Linked DNA regions of Homo sapiens: region 2 is linked to region 1. The links are chromatin contacts, found by Hi-C or POLR2A ChIA-PET in ENCODE. All regions are on one chromosome and are shown on one strand. The core of a region is the stretch at or near the end of the contact, and the rest is flanking DNA. Distances in the headings are between cores, read along the strand shown. Region 1 holds the start of TSPYL1 (TSPY like 1). Region 2 holds the start of FRK (fyn related Src family tyrosine kinase).

What was found. Hi-C counts contacts between places; a loop is a spot of excess contacts on that map. ChIA-PET counts read pairs that join two places held with the same protein, here RNA polymerase II (POLR2A). Pooled maps may share reads with other maps.
Region 2: a pooled map shows a loop between it and region 1 (2.1-fold over the local background). The contact joins the promoter of FRK here to the promoter of TSPYL1 in region 1. A Hi-C loop is called at or near these places in 1 of 50 pooled maps. POLR2A ChIA-PET finds 5 or more read pairs at or near these places in 2 of 52 experiments (MCF 10A and T-cell).

The regions. Positions count from the first base shown.
Region 1 is chr6:116,278,668-116,281,193 of GRCh38, reverse strand. It overlaps TSPYL1 (TSPY like 1), which reads left to right and starts at 1,264. Exons shown (of 1, transcript NM_003309.4): 1 at 1,264-2,526. The coding sequence starts at 1,364. It also overlaps a transcript of DSE not described here. RefSeq lists enhancers at 1,271-1,330, 1,561-1,830, 1,851-1,900.
Region 2 is chr6:116,059,634-116,062,159 of GRCh38, reverse strand. It overlaps FRK (fyn related Src family tyrosine kinase), which reads left to right and starts at 1,269. Exons shown (of 8, transcript NM_002031.3): 1 at 1,269-2,192. The coding sequence starts at 1,849.

The sequences.
Region 1 (2,526 bases), core at 15-2,514:
GATTTCCCTTTCCTCCCTCCCACACCTATTCTCCACCATTCCTTCCCTCTCTCTGTGCTTTCGTCCTCTTATCTTCTCTGACTGACCCTCCTGCCTCCTTCTTATAAGAAATTTGTAATTCCATAGGGCCCACCTGTATAATCCAGAATCATCTTCTCATCTCCAAATCTTTAACTTAATCATATCTGCGAAGTCCCTTTGGCCGCATAACTAAGACAGGTACATCTTTGAGGGCCATCAGGCTACTACCACACAAAGCAAATTAAGTAGAAAATAACGTTTGCCTCTTTTATACCTTGAGTCCACCAGCTGCATGTTGCCCTTTGCAAGTTTGTTTTCTACTTCAAGGCCATCTTAGTTGTCCATTTTAACTAGCCTTTCCTCACAAAATGGTGGTATGTGGCTCCCCCCACTGATATTTCTCTGAGGCCTTGTAGCTCTCTAAGACAGCACCAGTTTAACTCACAAGTCAACAAACTGGAACACTTCAACCAGAGACATTGACATCCCCCTCTAATGAACTCAGCTGATTGCTAAAGACAGATGCTTCGTTAGAGCCAAACATTCCTATCTTACATAACTAAATATGATAATAAATTAAGTTCTTGGGGCTGGAAATAGTTATAATTTCCTCTTTCTTGCAGTGAAAAGGCATGGAACATTTAGCAAACTGATCCTGGCTTAATTTCTACCGATACTATGCAGCACAAACTCTTATTTGATGCAGATTATAAATCGAAAATTAGCAATGAATACTATGCATCGCTTTAGTGGTAAGAGGCTGCTGAGTAGCTTTTTTTCCCCAGTAACCGTAGAGGCAAGAATTGATATTTTTATGTCACTTTTACTAAGAAGGGGGGAAACATTTTGCTATTAATCTTAAAGAGAAGTCTTTTGCTGCTAGTTACGTGGAGTAACAGGGAATAGATTTACCTTCCTGCCTCAAAAAAGTGAAGACCAGAAAAACATTTGTTTTCAGACACTGGAGAGCAGGCACTGTTACGGCTGTGATTTTACAACTGCTCCTACATGCTGGGAGCAGTCGCTAGATGCATCTCAAGGTGGGTCGTCCGCGCTTCCAGACTCAGCACAATCGACATTTATTTACGTAGGTAAAATTACTGTTGCTATGGGTAAATTCACAGAAATAAAGCCCAGAGAATCCGGTTGGCTGGCAGGGAGCGGCGGAACCAATCCCGGGCTCAGCAAGTTCTCGCGATACCGTGAGATCTCCAGTCCTGACGACACCGCCGCTGAAATGTTAGTGAGACTGTAGGGTGGGCGGTGCGAGCGGCGGTTAGCTCCCAGTTCGGCCTCTGAGGAAAACGGGCGTTCGCCTGCGGTTGGTCCGACTGTTAGCAACATGAGCGGCCTGGATGGGGTCAAGAGGACCACTCCCCTCCAAACCCACAGCATCATTATTTCTGACCAAGTCCCGAGCGACCAGGACGCACACCAGTACCTGAGGCTCCGCGACCAAAGCGAGGCGACACAGGTGATGGCGGAGCCGGGTGAGGGAGGCTCGGAGACCGTCGCGCTCCCGCCTCCACCGCCTTCAGAGGAGGGGGGCGTACCCCAGGATGCCGCGGGCCGTGGCGGTACTCCCCAGATCCGAGTTGTTGGGGGTCGCGGTCATGTGGCGATCAAAGCCGGGCAGGAAGAGGGCCAGCCTCCCGCCGAAGGCCTGGCAGCCGCTTCTGTGGTGATGGCAGCCGACCGCAGCCTGAAAAAGGGCGTTCAGGGTGGAGAGAAGGCCCTAGAAATCTGTGGCGCCCAGAGATCCGCGTCTGAGCTGACGGCGGGGGCGGAGGCTGAGGCGGAGGAGGTGAAGACAGGAAAGTGCGCCACCGTCTCAGCAGCCGTGGCTGAGAGGGAGAGCGCTGAGGTGGTGAAGGAAGGCCTGGCGGAGAAGGAGGTAATGGAGGAGCAGATGGAGGTAGAGGAGCAGCCGCCAGAAGGTGAAGAAATAGAAGTGGCGGAGGAGGATAGATTGGAGGAGGAGGCGAGGGAGGAAGAAGGGCCCTGGCCTTTGCATGAGGCTCTCCGCATGGACCCTCTGGAGGCCATCCAGCTGGAACTGGACACTGTGAATGCTCAGGCCGACAGGGCCTTCCAACAGCTGGAGCACAAGTTTGGGCGGATGCGTCGACACTACCTGGAGCGGAGGAACTACATCATTCAGAATATCCCGGGCTTCTGGATGACTGCTTTTCGAAACCACCCCCAGTTGTCCGCCATGATTAGGGGCCAAGATGCAGAGATGTTAAGGTACATAACCAATTTAGAGGTGAAGGAACTCAGACACCCTAGAACCGGTTGCAAGTTCAAGTTCTTCTTTAGAAGAAACCCCTACTTCAGAAACAAGCTGATTGTCAAGGAATATGAGGTAAGATCCTCCGGCCGAGTGGTGTCTCTTTCTACTCCAATTATATGGCGCAGGGGGCATGAACCCCAGTCCTTCATTCGCAGAAACCAAGACCTCATCTGCAGCTTCTTCACTTGGTTTTCAGACCACAGCCTTCCAGA
Region 2 (2,526 bases), core at 20-2,519, 220 kb after region 1:
AAACTTGGGAGCATAACACAAGATTTTATTTTAACCAATTGATCTGTCCACTGCTATGGACTGATTTTTGCACAAAGTAATAGCAGGTTGGGCTGATGCCATGGTTCTCTGATTTTCTTTTTCTTTTCTTTTCTTTTCTTTCTTTCTTTCTTTCCTTCTTTCTTTCTTTTCTTTCTTTTTCTTTCTTTTCTTTCTTCTTTCTTTCTTTCTTCCTTTCTTTCTTCCTTTTTCTTGAGTTTGATTATTCTGATTACTAAATGCCTTGCAATTTGAAAAAGAACAGAAGTTATGAGCTTGTACTAGGAATAGGTTAGCCAGGTTCAAGGGTCTCACAACATTTAGAAAGATTGTTTTTAAGAAAGAAATAAAAAAAAAGTCTTATAGAGAGATCAGTGACACTTCATAAACAAGTTTGCAATGCTGTCTACTAGTATAAATGACCGTACGTTGATCTGCCAGACTCATTGCCCGGCTGTTTTTGCCAGGGCACATATTTGTGAGACAGCTGCTCCGAACTAGGGAAGGTCAAGCAAAAACCACTGCCTGTCTAGAGATGGCTGTCCTGATGTCAGTCTCATTAGTTCCTGAGTTCTTGCCAAGTTAGTAAGAACTAGCATAGATCTGGAGGTCAAAGTTTAGCAGAAAGAGCCCCCACAGCAGTGTGCAAAGAGCTCTTTTTCTGTTCTACTCTTTTTTTCTCTACTGGTCACCTAGTTGGTGTGTAGCGTGTGTGTGTGTGTGTGTGTGTGTGTGTGTGTGTTTCCCAAATAGTACTTGAAGGATAGGAAATTAAATGTCTGTGGGAAAAAGCAACATTTTGGGTTCTCAGCATTTTAGTCAGCTGCTTTCTTACTTTTCCAGACTGTGACTATTCTTTGAAGCTATTAAAATCTATTCTTGGTAATGAGAAAAGGGAGTGACTTGATGGTTCTTTTCCAATTGCTCTGTGTCTGACAAGAAATACCTAAATACTTTAATTTGCCTTTTTAAATTTCCCCTAGTGGTGGCAAAACAATTCTACTCCTATTTGTCAGGGAAAAAAATCTCTGCCGTGAATTTCAGTGCTGGGAACATAACAAGACAAAAAGCTACCTGGGCTAGCCTGTTTCTCCAGGATGAAACAAAAGGAATATAGATTTTAGCGGCTGCTTTAACAGTTTGGTAAAGGATCTGGTCTATCTTGGGTGTGGGAGATGGGAGGGGTAAAGAGGTCAGAATACCATTTAGATCACAGACAGAAAGAAACCAGGAAGTAAGGGGAAATTATTACAGTCTGTTCATAGCTCAGAATGTTAAAGGCAACAGCCTCTGCTGGTTGGTTATTCATTAGCAAAAAGGAGAGAGCCGTCCAGATCCGGACTGGTCGAAAGACAGGAACAGACTTGAAACAGGGGGAGAGCTCCTGGCGAAAGCAAGACGTGGAGGTTTTACCAGGGGTTAGTAGCTTCCTCTTGCTAACTTTTTATTGGGACAAAAGGCAAGATGGCACCATTCTGTTCTCAGATATTTGTCTAAATAAAGCCCTTTTAATTTTATTTTATTTTTGTTGTGGGATTCTTAAGCAGATAAGAAGAAAAGACACCTTCCTAGTGAGCAGCTGCCCAGCTCCTGCTCAGTTTTGCCTCGGGGTAGCACCTCCAGCCACAGAAAGCAAGCCGGTAAGTCTCTCCAGGTAGGACTTGCTGCAACCCAGCTGCTGGACTGATCTGAAACGGGACTTTGCATACTCTCCGAAGTATGGTGAGTTGGTGCTGACTTCAAAGTTGCCTGGTGAAGGAAGATAAGGTGGATCGCAGAGACTAAGGGGAGAGGGAGAAGCCCTGCTCCTCTTCTCCCCACCAAGGCACAATGAGCAACATCTGTCAGAGGCTCTGGGAGTACCTAGAACCCTATCTCCCCTGTTTGTCCACGGAGGCAGACAAGTCAACCGTGATTGAAAATCCAGGGGCCCTTTGCTCTCCCCAGTCACAGAGGCATGGCCACTACTTTGTGGCTTTGTTTGATTACCAGGCTCGGACTGCTGAGGACTTGAGCTTCCGAGCAGGTGACAAACTTCAAGTTCTGGACACTTTGCATGAGGGCTGGTGGTTTGCCAGACACTTGGAGAAAAGACGAGATGGCTCCAGTCAGCAACTACAAGGCTATATTCCTTCTAACTACGTGGCTGAGGACAGAAGCCTACAGGCAGAGCCGTGAGTAGTACAAACTTATACTTAATTTCTGAACTCTCTGAGGGCTGGGTAATGAGTTTTCCTTTCTACTTCTCTACAACCCCCTAATGTCCAAAGAGTTGCCTAAAAAGTATGAGGAAGTACTGGCAAGAAACCACTAATTGAAACACACCTCCCCCGCTAAGTGAGTGTGAAACTGGCCAGTAATTGTTGTTGAGATGACTTCAATTACAGTATGTACATCCACAGGTCCAGGGTGTATTTTCAAAATAAACAAATGATGTGTTTAATACTGTACCTTCTCTTTGGCTGTAAAATAACTCATGCCTCACTTTAGCAATAAAATTGCATTTTG